2 separate regions of the Homo sapiens genome follow, and region 1 is linked to region 2. Evidence: chromatin loops called from intact Hi-C (ENCODE). Cell type or tissue: K562. All regions are shown on one strand. Links, peaks and the distances in the headings refer to the core of each region. The heading gives the core; the rest is flanking DNA.

What was found. Hi-C counts contacts between places; a loop is a spot of excess contacts. Peaks named below come from ENCODE experiments on the same cell type or tissue, not always from the same donor. Only the 100,000 strongest peaks of a DNase experiment are listed, where the experiment ranks them.
Region 1: a loop joins it to region 2, with 1.9 times the contacts of the local background. A loop is called at or near these places in 3 of 110 quality-filtered maps.

Annotation. Positions count from the first base shown.
Region 1 is chr7:77,827,139-77,838,358 of GRCh38, forward strand. All of the region lies in intron 1 of PHTF2 (putative homeodomain transcription factor 2), which reads left to right. Among named protein-coding and RNA genes, the nearest start is that of PHTF2, 34 kb to the left of the region's middle. RefSeq lists a silencer at 3,756-3,815 and an enhancer at 7,779-8,279. In K562, for the core only: no CTCF peak of the experiment used is centred there; DNase peaks (open chromatin) are centred at 3,085, 4,953 and 7,633.
Region 2 is chr7:77,897,899-77,909,118 of GRCh38, forward strand. PHTF2 (putative homeodomain transcription factor 2) reads left to right here. Exons shown (of 19, transcript NM_001395272.1): 5 at 2,813-2,882; 6 at 3,864-4,022; 7 at 10,895-11,060. Among named protein-coding and RNA genes, the nearest start is that of DDX3ILA1, 87 kb to the right of the region's middle. In K562, for the core only: a CTCF peak has its summit at 5,916; DNase peaks (open chromatin) are centred at 5,903 and 8,473.

The DNA.
Region 1 (11,220 bases), core at 1,646-9,645, 71 kb before region 2:
GTTAAAATCACTGTGGATTTATTAAAGAATGATTTTTGTCACTTTTTTCTTTTGTTTTGATGGCTCTATAAGCTAAGGAAACTTTTTTCTAAATGTTAGGAGGAACTTTTAAGACCTAAATAACTCGTGTGGCAAGACATCTGAAGTTCATGAGTTCTTCCAGTTTTCATTTTCTTTTCTTAGAATTCGTGGAAAATTAAATTAATATTTTATTTTTATTTATTTATTCTTTTTGAGACGGAGTCTCACTCTGTCACCCAGGCTAGAGTGTGGTGGTGCAGTCTCGGCTCATCGTGACCTCTGCCTCCCGGGTTCAGGCAGTTATTTGCTTCATCCTCCTGAGTAGCTGGGATTACAGGCACCTGCCACCACGCCCGGCTAGTTTTTGTATTTTTAGTAGAGATGGGGTTTCACCATCTTGGCCAGGCTGGTCTTGAACTCCTGACTTCATGATCTACCTGCCTTGGACTCCCAGAGTGCTGGGATTACAGGTGTGAGCCACTGCGTGCAGCCTTTTTTTTTGAGATGGAGTTTCGCTGTTTCACCCAAGCCAGAGTGCACTGGTGTGACCGCAGCTCACTGTCTGCTCCTCCCAGGTTCAAGCGATTCTCCTGCCTCAGGATCCCAAGTAGCTGGGATTACAGGTGCCAGCCACCATGCCTGGCTAATTTTTGTATTAGTTTTTAGTAGAAACTGAGTTTCACCATGTTGGTCAGGCTGATCTCAAACTCCTGACCTTAAGTGATCCACCTGACTTAGCCTCCCAAAGTGCTGGGATTACAGGTGCGAGCCACGGAGCCCAGCCTCAATAGTATTTTTGATGATGAGGTATTGTTAGCAAATTTTAATCTCTAAATTAAGTCATTTTTAAGGTCTGTTAACTCTTTAAGCCGTTTAGTTAACTCTTTAAGCCATTTAGATATCATTTAGTCCATTACTATTTTGATAAAGAGTACTTGGAACACTAATTTAGAACGTTTCTGCTGAAGACCAGTAATAACATGTCCATGTTTGAATTGAGCCTGATAGGTTGGTGGTAAAACTTTCCTGTGAGTAAATGAGGAAGTTAAACCATTTAAATGGATCATATTTCATTACTGATTTTTCTAAGCAGCACAGCAGTCAAATAAAACAAAAAGCCAATACATTATAATTAGCTATTTAAAGGACCTTTAAGTACTTAACAAAACAAAAAACCCAAAGAATGCTCAAGGAATGGTAGAGTAAATTAATTCATCTGTGGTGGTACTTTGGTTGGTAATAGTAATATTGAAGTTAAGGAACCCTGAAATTTAAAAAGTTGCTTTAAAAGACATATCAGGTGGGTTGATTGTGCCCATCAGGAAATTCTGCAGAGGGCTTTGTGGTTAGTATCAAGATTATAACTCTAGGCTGGGCGCAGTGGCTTACATCTGTAATTCCAGCACTTTGGGAGGCTGAGGCAGGCAGATCACTTGAGGTCAAGAGTTCAAGACCAGCTTGGCCAACATGGTGAAACCCTAAAAATTCAAAATACAAAATTTATATAGGAAAAAGATAGCAACATATATGTTTGGTACTATCTGCTAAAAATACAAAAATTAGCTGGGCGTGGTGGTGCGCACCTGTAATCCCAGCTACTCGGGAGGCTGAGGCACAAGAATTGCTTGAACCCAGGAGGCGGCAGTTTCAGTGAGCCGAGATTGCACCACTGCACACCGGCCTGGGTGACAGGGCGAGACTCCATCTCAAAAAAAATAAAATTATAACTCTAGGCTGGTCGTGGTGACTCACACCTATAATCCTAGTACTTTGGGATGCCAAGGCAGGAAGATTGCTTGAAGTCAGGAGTTTGAGACCAGCCTGGACAACAAAGTGAGACCCGGCCCCACAAGAAGTTAAAAAATAAAAAATATTAGCCAGGTGCGATGGTGTCCACCTGTAGTCCCAGCTACTCGAGAGGCTGAGGTGGAGGAACACTTGAGCCCAGGAGTTTGAGGCTACAGTGAAATATGATTTCACCATTGAACTCCAGCCTAGGTGGCAGAGTGAGACCCTGTCTCCTAACAAAGAGATTATAGCTATAGGGATTCACTTAGATTTTGTAACAGCACAAAACACTTTTATTTAGTACGGGTATAGAGAGATGTTACTTGCCTGTAGTTTTTTCTTCTTAGATTATGTATCATCTTCTAGCCCAAAGTACACAGACTATGCATTGGTTCCATTAAGGAAAATAAAAATTACAAATATTCTTTTTATGACTGGTATAATAGAAAATGTATAGCTGTTTATTAGACCTTATTTTGCATTTTGTTTAAAATTACAACTTTGACCATAAAACGTGTGGTGTTTATTCTTTCAAATATTTCCATGAAATATTATCCTCCTTCCAGATGAAGAATTAAAATTGTTCTTATAAGTTGTAATAATTTATAGATCACATGATTACAAAGTAGGAACCCTGAAACTAGTAGAAGATTTCATTCTTTTTGTTTAGCTTTTGTATCATTATGAAAGATGTGATTTGAACCTTAACATTTATTACCCTTTAAGGGCAGAGCAACTTTGTTCCCAGTTTTCAAGGTCTAAAAATTTCTTGTTTTGGTTGTGGTGAAGGCAACTGAGTTATATTTAACTTTAGCATTTAGGAATGGTGTTAGACTAGACTTTAACTTATTTTCATTAGACCTTTTAGATCTGCAATATGTAAAACCTTTTAAATCTTAATGTATTGGTGACTGAGTGACATGTCAGTAAATAAATGAACCATGTTTATTATACTTCATGATATCTTTGTACCCTTTAATGTTATGAAAAAGTATGTTTGTTTATGTGCATGTTGGGGGAGTACAGGAGTTGGACAGGTAGAGTTTTCAATTCTAGCCCTCAAATTCATCTGTGGTGGTACTTTGGCAACTTTTTAATATGGTGTGTAAACATTTGTGTTTAATATAGGCGAAAAGTTTTAGGAAAATTCAGAGATAATAAAGACATTGGACTGCTCTCAAAGAACGTGTGGGTGGGAGGTGGGGGCACATACAGATAAGTACACTAAAGTCTATATAAAACAATATAGTAAGTACACAGCAGTCCCCCTTATCTGTGAGGGTTATATTCCAAGATCCCCAATGGAAACCTGAAGCCACAGATAGTACCAAACCTATATTTGCTGTGTTTTTTTCCTGTATATACATACTTATGATAAAGTTTATATTATAAATTAGGTACAGTAAGACAGGGTCCCCAACCAGTTGGTCTGCGGCCTGGTAGGAACCGTGGGCTGCACTACGGGAGGTGAGCCAGTGGGCAAGTGAGCGAAGCTTCATCTGTATTTACAGCTGCCTCCCATCACTTCCATTACCATCTGAGCTCTGCCTCCTGTCAGATCAGCAGCGGCATTAGATTCTCATAAGAGTGCGAACCCTATTCTCAGCTGTGTATGTGAGAGATCTCGGTTGCATGCTTCTTATGAGAGTCTAATGCCTGATTGTCTGAGGTGGAGTTGAGGCAGTGATGCTTGCGCTGGGGAGCAGCTGCGAATACAGATTAACGTTAGCAGAGAGGTTTGACTGCACAGAGATCATAATAAATAAATTGCTTGCAGACCCATATCAAAACCCTGTCAGTGAGTTGAGTGCTTCATTTGTACAGCTGCATCTGGTGACAGGCTTTAAGTCAGAATCCAACACTTAATTTTAGTCCATGCATGACCCGCCCATTATTTTACTTACCTTATCCGTCCACATTTCTTTGTCACACTGGGCACTTACCTCAGTCACAGATTTGGTTAAGCCCACAAGCTAACCTTAGCCAAAATGAGTAAATAACAAAACATTACTAGAGAGCTTCTTTGTAAAGGGGGAAGACCCAATGATGAGACAGCAGAAGACTCTTAAGACTGCCAACAAAAAGAAAGCTGCATTTAAAAGAAAACACCAAGAGTCCCACTTAAATTATGGGTTCATTGCAACAGGTGATTCACATTCTCTAGGCCTGCTTTGTGTATGTGGTGACTGGCTATCCAACAAGCCATGAAACCTTCAAAAGTGCTTTGTCACGTGGAGACCACTTATCCTGCATTGAAAGACAAGGCTTTGGAGTTTTTCAAAAGAAAAAAACGTGAACATGAAGAACAGAAGCAATTATGGAAGGCCACCACTTCATCAAGTGTGTCTGCACTGAGAGTATTATTCTTAGCGGCTAAAGCATTGCTAAAGCTAAGAAGCCGTTTACTATTGGTGAAGAGTTGATCCTGCCTGCTTGCTGTTAAGGACATTTGTTACGAACTTTTAGGAGAGGCTGCAGTTCAGAAGGTGGCACATGTTCTTTTTTCAGCTAGTACCATAACTAGATTATTTGATGAAATAGAGGATATTGAGGCACAATTGTTAGGATTAATGAGTCACCATGGTGTGTAATCCAGGTTGACAAGTCTACTGACGTTGACAACAAGGCAGTAATGCTTGTTTTTGTGTGATACACTTCTCAGGAGGACGTGCATGAGGGTATGTTATGTGCCCTTTTGTTGCCAACCAATACCACAGCTGTAGAACTGATTTGGTAATTTTGTGTTGGTATATGCATGAACAGAGCACGGCTGCCATGACTGGACAGCTTTCTGGTTTCACTACTTGGGTCAAAGAGGTTGCTTCTGAATGCGAGTCTACGCACTGTGTCATCCGTAGAGAAATGCTGGCTAGGCACAAAATGTCACCGAAACTTAACCAACATTTTGCAGGATGTGATTAAAATTATCCACATTAAAGTACGTGCCCTTAGTTTATGTCTGTCTGTGCAGCTCTGTGAGGAAATGGATGCAGAGCACACACAGCTTCTCTTATATGCAGAAGTAAGATGGCTTTCTAAGGTAGATCACTGGCCAGAGGTTTTGAGTTACAAGGTCTCTCCAGAGATTTTTTTTTTTTTTTTAGAAAAATAGTTATCACTGGTAGCACATTTCAGTGATGCAGAATGGGTCACAAAACTTGCTTACTTGTGTGACATATTCAACCTGCTCAAAGAACTCAGCTTGTCACTTCAGGGGAGAATGACAAATGTGTTCGAGTCAGTAGATAAAGTGGCTGCATTCAAAGCCAAACTGGAATTGAGTGAACATTGAGGGATTTTTTTTGACATGCTTCAAACATTAACAGAGATTTTTAAAGAGACTCAGCCAGGACCTTCTTTCTCCCAGCTGGTGCATGATCACCTATCTCAGCTTTCAAAAGAGTTTGAGCATTACTTCCCAACCACAGAAGACCCCCGAACTGGGAAGTAATGGATCCACAAGCTGTTTGTGAATAAGCCAGCTGTATCGACTTTGTCCGTGCTAGAAGAGGATCAACTGCTTAAGGTCACAAATGATGGTGGCCTTAAAAGTATGTTTGAGACAACTTCAAATCTCCATACATTCTGGATTAAAGTCAAGGCGGACTATCCTGAGATTGCCACAAAACACTGAAAAGTCTGTTTCCATTTCTAACATCGTATCTTTGTGAAGCAGGGTTTTCTGTAGTATAGTTAACAGCAACCAAAATGAGATTATGGAATAGACTGGACATAAACAATACACTTTGGGTGTCACTGTCTTCCATCATCCCCAGATGGGACCATCTAGTTGCAGGAAAACAAGCTCAGGGCTCCCACTGATTCTATGTTATGGTGAGTTGTATAATTATTTCATTATATATTATAATGTAATAATAATAGAAATAAAGTATACAATAAATGTAATGCTCTCGAATCATCCCAAAACCATCCCCCCTACCCTGGCCATGGAAAAATTGTCTTCCACAAAACCAGTCCCTGGTGCTAAAAAAGGTTGGGGACTGCTGCAAGTAAGAGATAGATAATAACTAATAATAAAATAGGACAATCGTAACAGTATACTCTAATGAAAAGTTATGGAATTTGGTCTCTGTCTCCAAATATTTTACTGTACTGCAGTTACTGCAGTAACTGAAATGTGGAAAGCAAAGCCTTGGATAAAGGGAGTGCTACTCTAAGGGGAACACAGAACAGGATGAGAAATATTAAATGGAAGAATTTGGGAGAAACTTATGGAGAAAGTGGAATTTTGGAAGTCTTGTCAAAATCTTCCTTGTTTTAGAAAGAGAAGTGTTAATTTTGGCACAGAGGTAGAAAAATGTTGAAAGTATGGGATGGTTGAAACAAGACATATGAGAAGATGATGAGCAATAATGTTGGACAATTAAGGTCAGATTGTAGAGAGTCTAAATACTTGTGGATTTTATTTTGTAAGCAGCAGAGAATGATACAAGGTTGTTGGAATGGAATAATAATATGAGAGTCTGAGGAGATTTATAAAAACTACCTTTAAAAAATTAAAAGCTCTTTAGGGCCAAGCGCAGTGGCTCACACCTGTAATCCCAGCACTTGGGGAGGCTGAGGTAAGAAGATTGCTGAAGACAGCAGTTCAAGACCAGCCTGGGCAGCATAATGAGACTCCATCTCTCTCTACAAAAGATTTAAAAAATAGCCTAGTTTGGTGGCATGCAACTTTTTGTGTGATATACTTCTCAGCAGGATGTGCATGAGGATATGTTATGTGCCCTTTTGTTGCTGAGTCTAGCTACTTGGGAAGCTAAGGCAGGACAGTCACCTGAGCCCAGGAGTTTGATGTTACAGTGAGCTATGATCAAGCCACTGCACTTCAGTCTGGGTGACAGTGAGACCCTATCTCTAAAAATAAATTAAATAAGATATTTTTTATTTAGTTTAACAGTTTCTACTATGTTAAATTCCATATATGTAACACTAATTTAAGTAGTAATATTAATGTTTTTGGGTGTGTTAGAATTCAGAGAAACTTCTGTACATTATTGGAATTGGTGACCTGAAAGGAAGAAGCTGGAGCAAAATTAATACAATTAGAGGGTTTATTTGAATCAAGCTTGAGGATTGCAACTGGGAGCACAGATTTGAGTTGCTCTGAATATACCCTCTGATTAGCAGCAGTTAAAAGTGCATTTTTCCAGCCTGGACAACATAGCCAGACCTCGTGTCTGCTAAAATTAAAAAAAATTAGCCAGGCATCATGGTACATGCCTATAGTCACAGCTATTTTGGGGGCTGAGGCAGAAGGATCACTTGAGCTGGGAAGTCGAAGCTGCCGTGAGCCCTGATCGTGCCACTGCACTCCAGCCCGGGCAACTGAGTGAGACCTTGTCTCAAAAAAAAAAAAAAAAAAAAAAATTTTAAACGGAAGGAAGAAGCAGTTCCTGAGTTGTTTACTGAGAATTTATGTTAAAATAACATAAACTGTTGATTGGCTATACATTGTTCTTTGTATCACAAATTCCAGAAACATGAAGATAAATGAGTGAGGCAGCTAGTCAGGAAGAAAATGACTTTAAACAGTTGCCCCCAGGCTTGGGTGTAGGGGCTTGACTCAAGTCCTATACTCACGTGTCTGTGCTTGCCTACCTCACATGGCTCAGACTGCTCGGAGCTCTTTTTCTTTTCACACAATTGTTATTTAACCTTTATTGAGTTGTGGAATATCTGGCTAGATGGCACTTGGGGAAAACTGAGGTCCAGAGAACTCAGTAACTTATTCAAGAGCACACAGCTCTTAGTATCAGAACTTGGATCTAGAACCCAATTATCTTGATGCTTAGTCATTGCTTTTTATCTGCTGTACTTCCTGTACCATATATTACAGTGTACTGAGTACTTAGAGACAAAGAATGTTGCCACATTTTTTCCTTAAGAGTGTTTACATATGACCAAGTGACCTGTGTGGCCACATACTGCTTTACATTTCTATTTAAATTACAGATTTTTGAGCATATGTTGGTGCTAGAAGAGAGACATTAAGCTTCAGCATTTTTTAGTCCAAAGGAAAGCTGGCCGGGTGCGGTGGCTCATGCCTGTAATTCCAGCACTTTTGGAGGCCGAGGCGGGCGGATCACCTGAGGTCAGGAGTTCGAGACCAGCCTGGCCAACAGGGTGAAACCCTGTCTCTACTAAAAATACCAAAAATTAGCCAGGCGTGGTGGTGGGCGCCTGTAGTCCTAGCTACTGAGGAGGCTGAGACAGGAGAATTGCTTGAACCTGGGAGGCGGAGGTTGCAGTGAGCCGAGATCACACCATTGCACTCCAGCCTGGGCAACAAGAGCAAAACTCCGTCTCAAAAAAAAAAAAAACAAGAAAAAAAAAAGAAAGCTTCATCTTGGAGGAAGTAGGATTTGAGCTGATTTAGAAGGATGTATGAGTGGAGAAAAGAATGGAATAGGAATAATAATAACACACGCAAAGTGTCAGGGGTGGAAATACATTGTTTTCTGAGCCTAGTGAGAGTCATGCCAGAACAGACAAATTTGTTTCAGAATAATGAGAGATGTACATGGTAACATTTATGTAGTATTTGATAGAATTTCTGTAACATGGGGATTGGTTAAAAATCTGACAATGTGGGAGACCATATTTGTACAAAGAATACTCATAGGCATTATTATACTGTTGACCCTTGAACAATTGGGGTTAGGGATACTGACCCCTGTGCTGTGGAAAATTTGGCTGTAACTTTTGAATCCCCCAAAATTTAACTACTAATAGCCTACTGTTGACAGGAAGTCTTACTAATAACATAAACAGATAACACATATTTTATATGTTATATGTTTATATACTGTATAATTACAATAAAGTAAGCTAGAGAAAAAGTGTTATTAAATTGTAAAGAAGAGAAAATAGGCCGGGCACAGTGGCTCACACCTGTAATACCAGCACTTTGGGAGGCTGAGACGGGAGGATCACCTGAGGTCCGGAGTTTGAGACCAACCTGACCAACATGGAGAAACCCTGTCTCTACTAAAATTACAAATTAGCCGGGTGTAGTGGCGCATTCCTGTATTCCCAGCTACTCGGGAGGTTGAGGCAGGAGAATCGCTTGAACCCTGGAGGCAGAGGTTGCGGTGAGCTGAGATCACGCCATTGCACTCCAGCCTGGGTAACAAGAGCGAAAACTCCATCTCAAAAAAAAAAAAAAAAAAAGAAGAGGAAGAAGAAGAGAAAATACATTTACTATTCTTTAAGTGGAAGTGGATCATGATAAAGGTCTTCATCCTTGTCATCTTCACACTGAATAGGTTGAAGAAGAGGAGGGGTTGGTTTTCCCTTCCTGGATAGCAGAGGCAGAAGAGGTAAAGGAGGTGAAAGGGGAGGCAGGAGTATCAGGCACACTTGGTATAACTTTTATTGAAAAAATCCACATGTAAGCGGACCAGCGCAGCTTACCCACCATGTTGTTCAACTGTATTTGATTGAGATTCCGTAAAGGCAGACTTAACATACCATCTCTTCTGTACTCATCTTTTCCCACCACCCTGGTCTTTGGCATTTTGTGTGGAAATCAATACAGCAAATAAAGACACATGCACACATATGTTTATTGTGGCACTGTTCACAATAGCAAGGACTTGGAACCAACCCAAATGCCCATCAGTGATAGACTGGATAAAGAAAATGTGGCACAGGTACAACATGGAATACTATGCAGCCATAAAAAAGGATGTCCTTTGCAGGGACATGGATGATGCTGGAAACCATCATTCTCAGCAAACTAACACAAGAACAGAAAACCAAATGCTGCATGTTCTCACTCATAAGTGGGAGTTGAACAGTAAGAACACATGGAGACAGGGAGGGAAACATCATACACCAGGGCCGGTCGGGGTGGGGGGCTTGGGGAAGGATAGCGTTAGGAGAAATACCTAATGTAGATGACAGGTTGATGGGTGCAGCAAACCACCATTGCACGTGTATACCTATGTAACAAACCTGCACATTCTGCACATGTACCCCAAAACTTAAAGTATAATAAAAAAAGCAAAAAAAAAAAAAAAAGAATTTCAGATATTTTGTTAAGGTGTGACAATTAAATCTATGTCAAGGATAGTGTTAGCTTAGAGTTAACTGCCTAATGTTATGCCTGCAGTTAGCCCTATGGTTTTAGGATTGGATTATTTCTAAATAAATAAAGATTATGCATCATAATACCCATCCTTGTATCAGATCAGTTGATCAAAAAAGATTAAGATCCTCTATTAAAGGTCCCCAGTAGGTTTTTTATGCTTTTTTCTGTAAATAAACTTTAATATGATCATTTAACATTAAACCTGAGCTATCATGACAATACAGTCTATGAACCTGTATTCCTGGACTGTCATAGAATCAAAGAAGTTGGAAAGGCTTTAGAAATAATCTTCATTATTCCTGAAATAATTTGACTTGTTAATCCTTGTTGATTATACCCACGTGTAATTGGGTATCTTTGAGTGCTTTGTCAGATAGCTGGTTCAGAAATCTATCTTAGCATGCTGTAAAACCTGTTTTAAAAATAGGTATGAGCCATTCAGTGTGACTGAAAGGTTGTTGACACAATGGAAAAACTATTAAATGAGTTTGCACAGAAAATCACCATTACTGAAGAAAGGTTTTTTTATTTTAAACAGAAAATTCGTTGAATTTTTATTTCTATAGACCCAAATAAATACAGTTTAAAATATTTAGAACACTTTATATAACTAGAATACTGTTAGATTTTTGGTATTTATCTAAGTGTAGCTTGGTAAACAAATATATAAAGTCTTTGCGATTATTTTCTTGTGAGGCAGGCAGTGTTTTTCAAACTTTCATTTGAGCTTTTTCTTTTAAAAAATACTATTATTTATATGTGAACATTTAAATATTCCCTAAATATATTAAATATCTGATATGTTTAATAGAGTGATAAAATCCTTTCACGTTTTGTGTATGAAATGTATATTATTTACATTGTTGGGGGTTAGGAAAGAGGATCTTTATTTTGTTAGATAATCTGGAATATTTGTCAATAAAGATTGGGTAAAGTGAAAAGAGGGTAAAGTGAAAAGTTGATATTCTCATATTTTTGTACCATTTTTCATAGTTTGCTTGAGGGGATAGGTTATAACCAATCTGGAAAGCATTCACAGTTGTCATGACAAACAAATACAATGAAGGTGTAGTGTGTATTGAATAGTCCCCTAGCAAAATCAGTGGGGCAAACCTCTGGGATACAAGGTGGTTGAAGTTAATAAATCATACTCAAAGGCTTCCAGGACAGAAAAACAAAAATGGGAGATTTTAAGTCAGTAAGGGAAAGCTTCCTCAAAAAACCCTCGTGAGAGAAATGAAGATAGCCACACCTGACTGAGAAATTAAGTGGAGGTGAACTTTGAAATCTGTAAATAA
Region 2 (11,220 bases), core at 1,465-9,464:
TTGAACTCCTGACCTCAGGTGATCCTGCCCACCTCAGCCTCTCAAAGTGCTGAGATTACAGGCGTGAACCACCTTACCTGGCCTTCTGTTTTTTTTTTTTTTCTTTTTAAACCTTTAAATTATCTTGATAGGCTACCTTAGAGGGAAAATTTTATTGAAACTGGCTATTAGGGTGTGGCTCTACAATATAGCTCAAAATAAATATATTTTAATAGAATATAAAATTGGAAATGAACCCCAAATAAACAAGGTCGATTAGAAGAAGCATGTTGAAAAACAGTAGTTGCACATATCAAGACAACTTACTGTTTCTCCTGTAGGGACTTTTGATTCTTAAAACAATCTTGATAAAAATTTTAGGTATACAGCAATAAATTAGGATTCAGATTAGTCAGAAGACATTGGCAATAAGGTTACTTTCAAGTTGTTAGGGAAGCAATTTATAAAAAACAAGTAAATTAAAATGTGTTACTGTTTTCAAATATTTTTACAGTAATAAAGGTAAAATCTTACTGTAATAAACAATACTAAATCCAAATAGTGCTTTATTAATGAAGTTTTGTTTAAATATATGTATTATTACAGTTGCTTCTCCAATTTGCAAAATCTTGGGAATGATTTCTAATCCATCAGCCGCTTTATAGTGACATTAAAATCAGAAATAATGTACAGATACAGCCCATACTCATTATTTGGGGTAGCTATGTTCTATAAAGTCACCCATGAACACTGAATTAGTGCATACTGAACCATTGCTGCCTGGGGAAGTACCTTGTTTTATGTGTGTTTCTGTTTAAAGACACCTTATTTAATATATATTTTTGATTCATTAACAATTCATGGCCAACAGCACTGTAAATCATATCTGAACAGAGGTTATCTTTATTTATTTATTTATTTATTTTATTTTATATTGTTTGGGACAGAGTCTTACTTTGTCGCCAGGCTGGAGTGCAATGGTGTGACCTTGGTTTATGGCAACCTCCAACCCCTGGGTTCAAACAGTTCTCCTTGCTTCAGCCTCCCCAAGTTGCTGGGATTACAGGCGAGTGCCACCATGCCCAGCTAATTTTTTGTATTTTTAGTAGAGACGGGGTTTCACCATGTTGGCCAGGCTGTTCTCAAACTCCTGGCCTCAAGTGATCCGCCCACCTTGGCCCCCGCAAAGTGCTGGGATTAAAGGCGTGAGCCACTGTGCCTGGGTGAACAGAGGTTATCTAACACATTTTCTCTGTAAGACACATCACAGCATTCTTGCACTTAGGAACACGAGACACTGTTTTAAGCACTATACTTGAGGGCCATCTTGAACAACAGGATTGCCAACAAAAAGCACAAAAATGTGAAAAACATAACAAATAAAGGACACTGTTTACAGTAATCAGAGCTGAAACAGGAAGGTTAAAGCATCACCTTGTTCGACCTCAGCTGAGAACATGCACGTTGGGTGACTCAATTTTTTTTTTTTCACTCCATGCGTGTCTGCAAATTAGGGCAAAAGCACCGTGAACGTTGATTTGGGGGTACAAAGAAATTTTACCAAGTAGGTGTGTTTGCAATTATGGAATCTGAGAATATGAGGATCGACTATATATAAAATTATCATTGCTATTTCTTTAACTTTTACCCTGTCTCCTTCATTTTTGTTTTTGCATCTCTGGGTGGTTTGCAACTTCAGCCAGAACTATTTGAAGGGATTCAAAGATTAATTGCATATTGGTTTCAGGGCGCATTTTTGGTTTAGACACCTCAGTTAATTCTGACCTCAAATATGGTTCTCTTCTTTGTTTTAGATTCAAACAGAATACTTAATCAGATTTTTACTTTGATGGGGGGTGTCATTGTTACTTGGATTAGGACCAAAGACAGGATTTACTGCACAGTTACTTGCTTAATTGAATGAATAAAAACCAAATCATCTAAACACTTGTGTCATCTCGCAGTAATTGGCTCCTGAAGAGTTTAGCTTAAGCTCTTGCAGTTCTTTTTGTTTGTTTTCTCTTTTTTATTTTTATTTTTGTTAGCTCTTCCAATTCTTAACATTCTAGTCTTAAGTAATAATTTACTTTGTTATAGGTTTTTTTTTCACTAGTTTTGATCTACACCCCCCACTCCACTCTGTATACTGATAGCAGAAACTTAATTTTACTCAGTGTTCAATAATTTCAAGTTTAAATGAATTCAGTTTATGACAACTGCCTCTCCCTCCTCCCCTTCCTGGTTATGGTGTCTAAGTTTTGAGGTGATGAGGTGGCATTTATGGTCTGATGAGGGGTTGACATGTGAACATAATGGCAACCATCATCCTTGAGTAGTGCATTGTCCTCCCTGGGTCTCAGCTGATTGGCGTCTGCTGAGAAGTCTGCATCCTTTCTGGTCCTCAGCTGTGTGATTTACTGCTTTCTGAAATAATGCCTCCAGCACCACACCTTGAGGTTCCTTCAGGGCTGCTGCTCCCCTAGCTAGCCTCAACGCTCTCCAAATGCCAATATGGGGCCAATATAGTTCCCTCTACACCTAAAGCTGTACACCTAAATTTGCTTGGTAGTAATAGTATTTGTAGTAGAATTTTACTGTTGGTAATAAACCGGCCTGGCATGTTACACACATCTCTAAATATATCTTTTTGAACAATAATAAAATTTATTACAATACTGTAATTGTGTTCTGTTTGTAACAAATGCATAATGTGTTACATTTTGTTGGTACTATTAACAATTTTATTTTAAATTGAAAGCTTTAGAAATTGATTTTCTCCTGTTCTAGATTTAAGTATATATACAATTCCAATGCTTCTTTTGATATATTATAGGGGCTAAGGAATAAACCAAAGAAAACAGCACATGTGAAACCAGACCTCATAGATGTTGATCTTGTAAGAGGTGAGTCTGATAAATAAATGCTTAATACAAGTAGACATTGTTCTGGAAGAAACAGAATTCAAAATAGGTTTAAATATTGTATTAGGCTGTTTTGCATTGCTATAAAGAAATACTTGAGATTGGGTAATTTATAAGAAAAGAGGCTTAATTGGTTCATGGTTCTGCAGGCTGTACAGAAATCACAGCACCAGCACCTGCTTCTGGGGTAGGAAGCTTTACCCATGGCAGAAGGCAAGCGGGACCAGGCACATCACATGGCCAGAGCAGGAGCCAGAGAGTGGTAGTGGGGAGGTGCCACACACTTTTAAATCACCAGATCTCCTGAGAACTCACTCACTATCTCAAGGACAGCCTCAAGCCATGAGGGCTTCACCCTTATGGCCCGTATACCTCCCATGAGGCCCTGCCTCCAGCATTGGAGATTACAATTCAATATCAGATTTGAATGGGGACTGATATTCCAAACTATATCAGATATCTATCTGTCTGTCTATCTTTTTAGAAATAAAAACATTGTGAACCTTGATGAAGACAAGAATAGTATTAAAAAGAGAGAATGGGACCAGGTACAATGGCTCACACCTATAATCCCAGCACTTTGGGAAGCTGAAGGCAGAAGGATCTCTTGAACCCAGGAGTTTGACACCACCCTGGGCAGCAGAGTGAGATCCTATCTCAACAAACAAACAAACAAACAAACAAAACCAAAAAACAATTAAAGTGGTGATTTGTAATTCCTAACTAGAACTGACATTTGAATATTGTTCTATATTTATAAAATATGTGGGAGAAATTCTGTTATTTCAAAAAATGTTTTTTTCAAAATATTTAAAGTATCTATAAATTGGACATTTCTCACTCATAGTATAATACAGAATAAAATTATGTGGTGATGTTTTTCAAACATTGAAATTTTTTTCTTTAAAGAAATTAAAGAATAATATATAAATATACTCTGTTGTCCTATTTTACTTTTTTCAGGGTCTGCATTTGCAAAGGCAAAGCCTGAAAGTCCTTGGACTTCTCTGACCAGAAAGGGAATTGTTCGAGTTGTATTTTTCCCCTTTTTCTTCCGGTGGTGGTTACAAGTAACATCAAAGGTCATCTTTTTCTGGCTTCTTGTCCTTTATCTTCTTCAAGGTATAATTAAGTGATTTTTGCTTTTACTTTTCAGAATGTTACATTGTTAGGTTTAATAAGTCTTTGTTTTAAACATATGCTAACTACTACTGAGTATGATGTATAAGTATGTTAATAAAGGCACATAATTGATTTGGTATTAAAAATATTTGAGAAAACAAAGCAGTTATTTTTCAGTATAATTTTATGAATATTTGAATCTATAGATGGCTAAAGAAAAATAGAAATCGAGAAGATTTTTTAAAATTAGAAAAAAAACCTCATCAAAATGCATCTTCCACACATACATACATACCAGTCTTTTAAAAATACAACCTATACAAGTTTATTATTCCTGCCATAGGTATAGTTTCTTTTTTCTGTGCCTTTTACCACCGTGATGTGAGCTGTCCTTATACTTTATCAAAATTCTGTATACCGTGCACTCTGCTAGGTGCTTTCTAGATTCTCATTTCATTCTCACATCAACCTGATGAAGTACAGGGACTGTTACTATGCTTCGCTTATAGACGTGGGACCTGAAAGACCTGAGTGCCCAACGCCACATAGTCATCAAGTATGGTAGAGCCCAGATTCAATTCTAAGCATTCTGATCCCAGAACCACACACTTAACCGCTCTTATGGTGCCTCCTAAAACAACATTCTAGTGCATAGTCTTAGCAGCAGTATATAACACAACATGTATAACATTGTAGAGCATTTAGAAACTAAAGAAGAAACTATTCATATTCCATCACGTGAACAAAGCCGTTATTTTCATTTGGTTCATGTCCTTTCAGTCTTTTTAATATGTGATTAAAAAAAAAAACCATGATTACAATCCTGAATGATTATTTAAATTTGTTTTATCAACAGATTCTAAGAGATACTTTTTAAATAAATGAAAATATAATAAAAACTGCAGACTGTTATTTAGATAAAGTTGTTTCTTCTAAGCCAGGTTACATCTTATATACATAAAAGGGTGTGGACTATGATAATTTTGTGGTTTGTTGTTATTAGAATGTGTGTATGTGTTTTCTGATTAAAGATATAATAATATTTTCATGGCAGGAAATTTGGAAAATGTAGAAAAAGCTAAAGAAAAAAAGAACTACCCATCATCTTGCCTTTAAATTTATAATACTTTTTAAATAGTTGAGATTATTTTATATGAACAGCTACATTTTTTTTTACCTAATGTCATAATATCAAAGTCTTTGTAAATATAACTTCTAAGTTACTAGAAAATATCTTGTCCTACTTCAATATTGGGCAGTTAAGCTGATTGCTATTTTTTGCTATTATAATTACTGCTGAAGTGATCATATTTGCTTATCAGTATTTTCTAGTTATAGTGATCATAATTTTTATCATTTTCTTGTTTTCTTCTCAAAAGGACTTAAGAGAGCTTAATTTAAGTATAGTTATCTTCAAAGGTTTTCTGGCTTACCTAGATGAGAAAACTTTATTTGAATGTGGTCAGAAATTGCAATAGTTTATTAGAGTAATTCAGTACCATTGATTGTACATCACAGTGCATTGTGCTTTTTAAGATATTGCTGCTTTCTAGTATTCCACGACAAACAAGTTTCCAATGTAACTAAAAGTTCACTGACATTGTATAATTATATTGTGTCTGAAATTTACTTACTGGTTCCTCTAAGTTAAATAGGGAACACGGGTTAGATTGGGCATTAAATGAGATATTTTTAAGTTCAGAATCCAAGTTTAATCATAAGGCCCTTATGATGAACACTAAACATTCTCCTAGTAAAGCTTAGTTAGAGAAATGACTTAACCTTCTTAAAGTCACACAGCTAGTGCCAAAGTCATGATGTGACTCTGATGACCCTCGGCAGGCTGCCATTACCTTTGAAAACCACTGTATGTCTGTCTCCATTGCAGCACCCTGTGGAAAAGCAGGGTGCTGCAGTGCTCTGAGTTATGTCCTCATTCTTGTTCGCACTTCTTGAAAGGCAGAAAGAATCAAATGCAGTCAGATTTGGTTTTATATAACTATGTATAGTTTTTTTTATTTCAATTACATGCTTTTTAAGTATCTCAGCTATGTATTCTCAGCTCTATCCCCATTTCTGCATGTCTTGGTTGCCTAGTTTCTTGCCAAGATTACTGCCAGGAAACCTCATATCATCTTCTACTTTCTGTCCATTTACCTATTAAATGACAAATTCAAACCAGCTGCTTAAGATCTAAATTTCTTCACTAGTTATCATTGCTTTCAAGATGCAATCTGAGTTTTCAAATCCCTCCTTGAATTTCTATCCCACCTTAACCAGGCTAAACTAGCTCTTTGCTGTTTCTTAAACATTCCATGCTTTTTTGCCTATGTGTCTTTGGACATGCAACTCCCTTTGCGTGGGGTAGCCCTTTTCCCTTTTGTTTAGTCAATCCTCTATGTTCTCTCAAATTTAGATTAGACATCAGACATCACTTTCTTGAAGAATCCTTTCGTAACTCCCCAATGTAGTTACATATCTTTCTTATGTATATTATAGCAGTTAATCATAAGTGTTATATTAGTCACCTTGGGCTACCATAACAAAATACCACAGATTGGGTGGCTTATACAACAAAATTTATTTTTTCACCATTCTGAGGGGTGGAAGTGCAAGAGTGAGGCAATGTCAGAGTTGGTGTCTGATGAGGCTTCTCTGACTTGTAGATGTCCACCTTCTTGCTGTGTCTTCACAGGGCCTTTCTTGTGTGTGTGAGTGGAGAGAGAGAGTACTCTGGTATCTCTGCCTCTTCATATAAAGACAAGAGTCGTATCAGTTTAAGGCCTTACACTTACGAATCTGTTTAACCTTTACTACCTCCTTATAGGCCCTGTCTCCAAACGTAGTCACATTGTGGGTTAGGGCTTCATTCAGCATATGCATTTGTGTGGGGAGGATGAAAGGAGCACAGTTTAGTTCATAACAGGTATTTTCATTGTTTCTTTATATGTCTCTTCTTTCCTGTAAACCAAGCTTGTCCAACCCATGGCCCATAGGCCACATGCAGCCCAGGATGGCTTTGAATGTGGCCCAACCCAGGTTCATAAACTTTCTTAAAACCTTATGAGATTTTTTTTAATTTTTTTAAAGCTTATCAGCTATCGTTAGTGTTAGTGTATTTTATGTGTGGCCCCAGACATTTCTTCTTGCAGTGAGGCCCAGGGAAGCCAAAAGATTGGATACCCCTGGTCTAAACCAAGGGATAGGGAGCGGAGACTGTGTCTTGTCTTTTTTTCTGCATTGCCTAATTGCCACTGAATCTTAAAGATTAACAGTCCTAAAAATGGAAGATAATATTCCATTCTATTCTATTCTGTTTTTTAGACATAGGGTTTTGCTTTGTTGCTCAGGCTGGAGTGCAGTGGTGCGATCATAGTTCACTGCAGCCTTGAACTCCCGGGCACAAACAATCCTCCAGCCTCAGCCTCCCAACTAGCTAGGACTATAGGAGCACGCCACCATGCCCAGCTAATTATTTTTATTTTTATTTTTGTAGAGATGGGGTCTTAATATGTTGCCCAGGCTGGTCTTGAACTCTTGACCTCAAGTAATCCTCCCACTTCACCCTCTTAAAGTGCTGGGATTACAGTTGTCAGCCACCACAGTTTCTCTCTGTTGCTCAGGCTGGAGTGCGGTGGTGCAGTCATGGCTCGCTGCAGCCTCAACCTCCAAGGCTCAATCATTCCTCCTACCTCTACCTCCATAGCTGGAACTACAGGCATGCACTGCCATTCCCAGCTAATTTTTGAAATTTTTTTGTAGAGGCAGGGTTTCGCCTTGTTGCCCAGGCTGGTGTCAAACTCCTGGGCTAAAGCAGTCCACCCGCCTCAGCCTGTCAGAGTGCTGGGATTACAGGTGTGAGCCATTGCATCCAGCCTACTCCTAGAGTTCCCCTTGCCCAGTACGTGAAGTCCTGCCTTTGAAATATTTGTGCCCAACAACATTCTGTCTTAGTTGATCTCCAGCAGAAATCTCTAGCAGCACTGTCTAGTTCGTAGGACTTCATTAAATGCTCAAAAAGTATAACTCAGCATTATATAAAATAAGTGAATGTTTTCTCTATATATCTTCTTTTTTTTTGAGACGGAGTCTCGCTCTGTTGCCCAGGCTGGAGTGCATGATCTCAGCATGATCTCGGTTCACTGCAACCTCCACCTCCCAGGTTCAAGCAGTTCTTCTGCCTCAGCCTCCCGAGTAGCTGGGACTACAGGCGTGTGCCACTAAGCCCAGCTAATTTTTGTATTTTTAGCAGAGATGGGGTTTCTCCATATTGGCCAGGCTGGTCTCAAACTCCTGACCTCGTGTTCTGCCGGCCTCAGCCTTCCAAAGTGCTGAGATTACAGGCAGGAGCTACCACGCCCGGCTCTCCATATATCTTCTAAACCTTAACTTGAGAGGAAAACAAAAAGGGGAAGTGATACCAGAGTTACGGAGGAAAAGCTACTGTCTCAGGAACTGAGACCATGGGAGGGACATGATCACTTTTAGAAAGATACAGTCAGAAGAAAGAAGGAAAAAGAGAGGAAGAAAGTGGCTCCTCCTCCTTTTTCTAATGCCTTGTCGTCAGAATTTCACAGTATGTAATAACTTCCTGTTAAGATATACAGAAAATATAATTTGTATGCTCCCAGCCCTAGGATTACAGAGAATGGTGATCACAGGGCTGAAAGAGTTCAGATAAATAACCAGCAACAGGTTATATAAAACCTAAAGTTTTAAAAGATGTTCTCCTTTGTGTCTGAAACTCTGAACTTCTTAAGTAAGCATTTGTACTTGCCCCTTTTAAAATTAGAGTTAATGGCACGGTGAAACCCCATCTCTACTAAAAATACAAAAAATTAGCCAAGCGTGGTGGCGGGCACCTGTAGTCCCAGCCACTCGGGAGCCTGAGGCAGGAGAATGGCGTGAACCTGGGAGGCGGAGCTTGCAGTGAGCCGAGATCGCACCACTGCACTCCAGCCTGGGCAGCAGAGCGAGACTCCGTCTCAAGAAAAATTAAGAGTTAATGGTAGCTAAAAAAAAAAAAAAAAAAGCTACTATTCACCAATGTTAAGTATACATTTACGGTGTATAAGCAGCTTTTCAAAATGTTTTACATGCACTACCTCACCTAAAACCTATTATAGTGCCTATGTACTGTATGTATGCTGTGTACTATGTAGATACACAGAAGATTAAACCAAGGCTCAAAAACATTAAAGAACTTGATAAAAGTCACATTAGAATTCATATTAAAAACAAAAAAGACTCTCTGCTTTTCAAAATTCCAGACTGTTATGGAATAACTAGAGAATTTGGGTTAAATTCCAGGGTAATTCATAACGATGATTGGCATTTTAAATTTTTTTTTCTTATTACTTACAGTTACATACAGCTGAAATTTGTTTTCATGATACTCTTTAAGTATATTAAAGTGTATTAGCAGATTAAGTGATGTTTTAAGCGTTTGGTATATTGGACCAGGATTCTTTGAGTTGCAGGTGGCAGAAACTAAATGCAAACTAGCTTTTACAAGAAGTTGGTTTTTTTGGTCGTTAATTTTACTGTTTATCATAAAAGCTAAACAAAAAAAACCCAGGAAACTAGATAGAATAGTACAACAGCTGGGGTGGCCATATGTCCCAGTTTGCCTGGGATTGTCCAACCCAAGTTTACTCATGTTGTCCTGGTGCCTTTCACTCTCAAAAGTGTCTTGGTTTAGATGGTAAATTACATGGTCACCCTAAACACCTAAATACCCATCTCTTTAACAATGATTAACGTTTTGGGATGTTTACTTAATCTGTTTTGTTAAGTAAATTATATACATTGAGACATTTTACCCCTGAATACATCAATATATGTCTCTTCAAAATAAGCACATATAACCACATTACAGTGATAACACTTAACAAAATGACCAAAAATCTTATAATATTTACATTTTATTTTAGGTACTCCTTGGCCCTGGATTCAGGCATGGCTGGATTGAGAGGCTCGGATAATATCTTCACTTCTTTTTGCTGTAGACTTTGGTCTTGCTGGTCACATTCTTAGGTTGGCTCTTTCTAGGTGGTGGCTAAGGTGGCCCCTAGCAATTTCATTTTTTCATAGTCTTTAGTGTTTGTGATCTAGGAGAAAGGTCTTGAAGCACCTATATTAGTCCCTGAAAAAGACTGATTGGCCCTGCTTAGGTCACTTGCCCATCTTTTTATAAGCTTTTGTATTCAGACTTACTAAGACTGTGACAAGCCTAGGTTACATGTCTATCCCTGAGGTGGGAGAAATAAGAATGTATGATTGATGGATAAAGGAGGGAGACGAAGGTAAAGAGAGTTTATGTCCAGAAAGTCTAAGGGATGCTGTGTAGGCAAAACAAGATTTCCCTTCATGTAGTAATAGTTAGCATTGATGGATGTTTAGTGGTTTCTCTGGAAACTATGCCTAAGTAAATTTGTTATTAATTCTAAGGAGATAGACCTCTATTAATAAGAAGCTCTTTGTATCTGTATGATACACTTATCATAAGATTTCTTTATTTGTAAAACAAAGAAATAATGTACTTGAGGTTAGGGTAGTTCTTTGATTGTCTGTGATGTTACTTAGAAATGTCCTTTGATTCATATGCATCTAATTTACGTTGCAGCGTTGAGGTGTAGTTTAGAGACTATGTTGGGTGTTGTCTTGTTCCGAGAGTTTATTACTAAATACCATGGTTAGGCTGCGGCAGACAATAAAACAGTCTGAGAGAGCTTGTCTCTATAGTAATATTTTAAACTCATTTAAATTTAGAAAAATATTTTGGCAAAAAATAATGTAAAAACAATTTTAAAAGTTTTGAAGAGGTGACTATCAGATCTATAATTAAGCATATTTTCTTTCCCTTTTTATAGTTGCTGCAATAGTATTATTCTGCTCCACTTCTAGCCCACACAGCATACCTCTGACAGAGGTGATTGGGCCGATATGGCTGATGCTGCTCCTGGGAACTGTGCATTGCCAGATTGTTTCCACAAGAACACCCAAACCTCCTCTAAGTACAGGGGGTAAAAGAAGAAGGTACTGTTTTTTAAAAAGTAATCTTTTTGTACATTTATGTAATTTGAATCTACGATTGTTCTTGACTCCTCTTACCTTCATAGACTAAAATCTTATCTTGTAAGGTTGCTGTTTCAAAAAAACACTGAGCTTCAGAATCAATTACCAGATGATTTAGTTT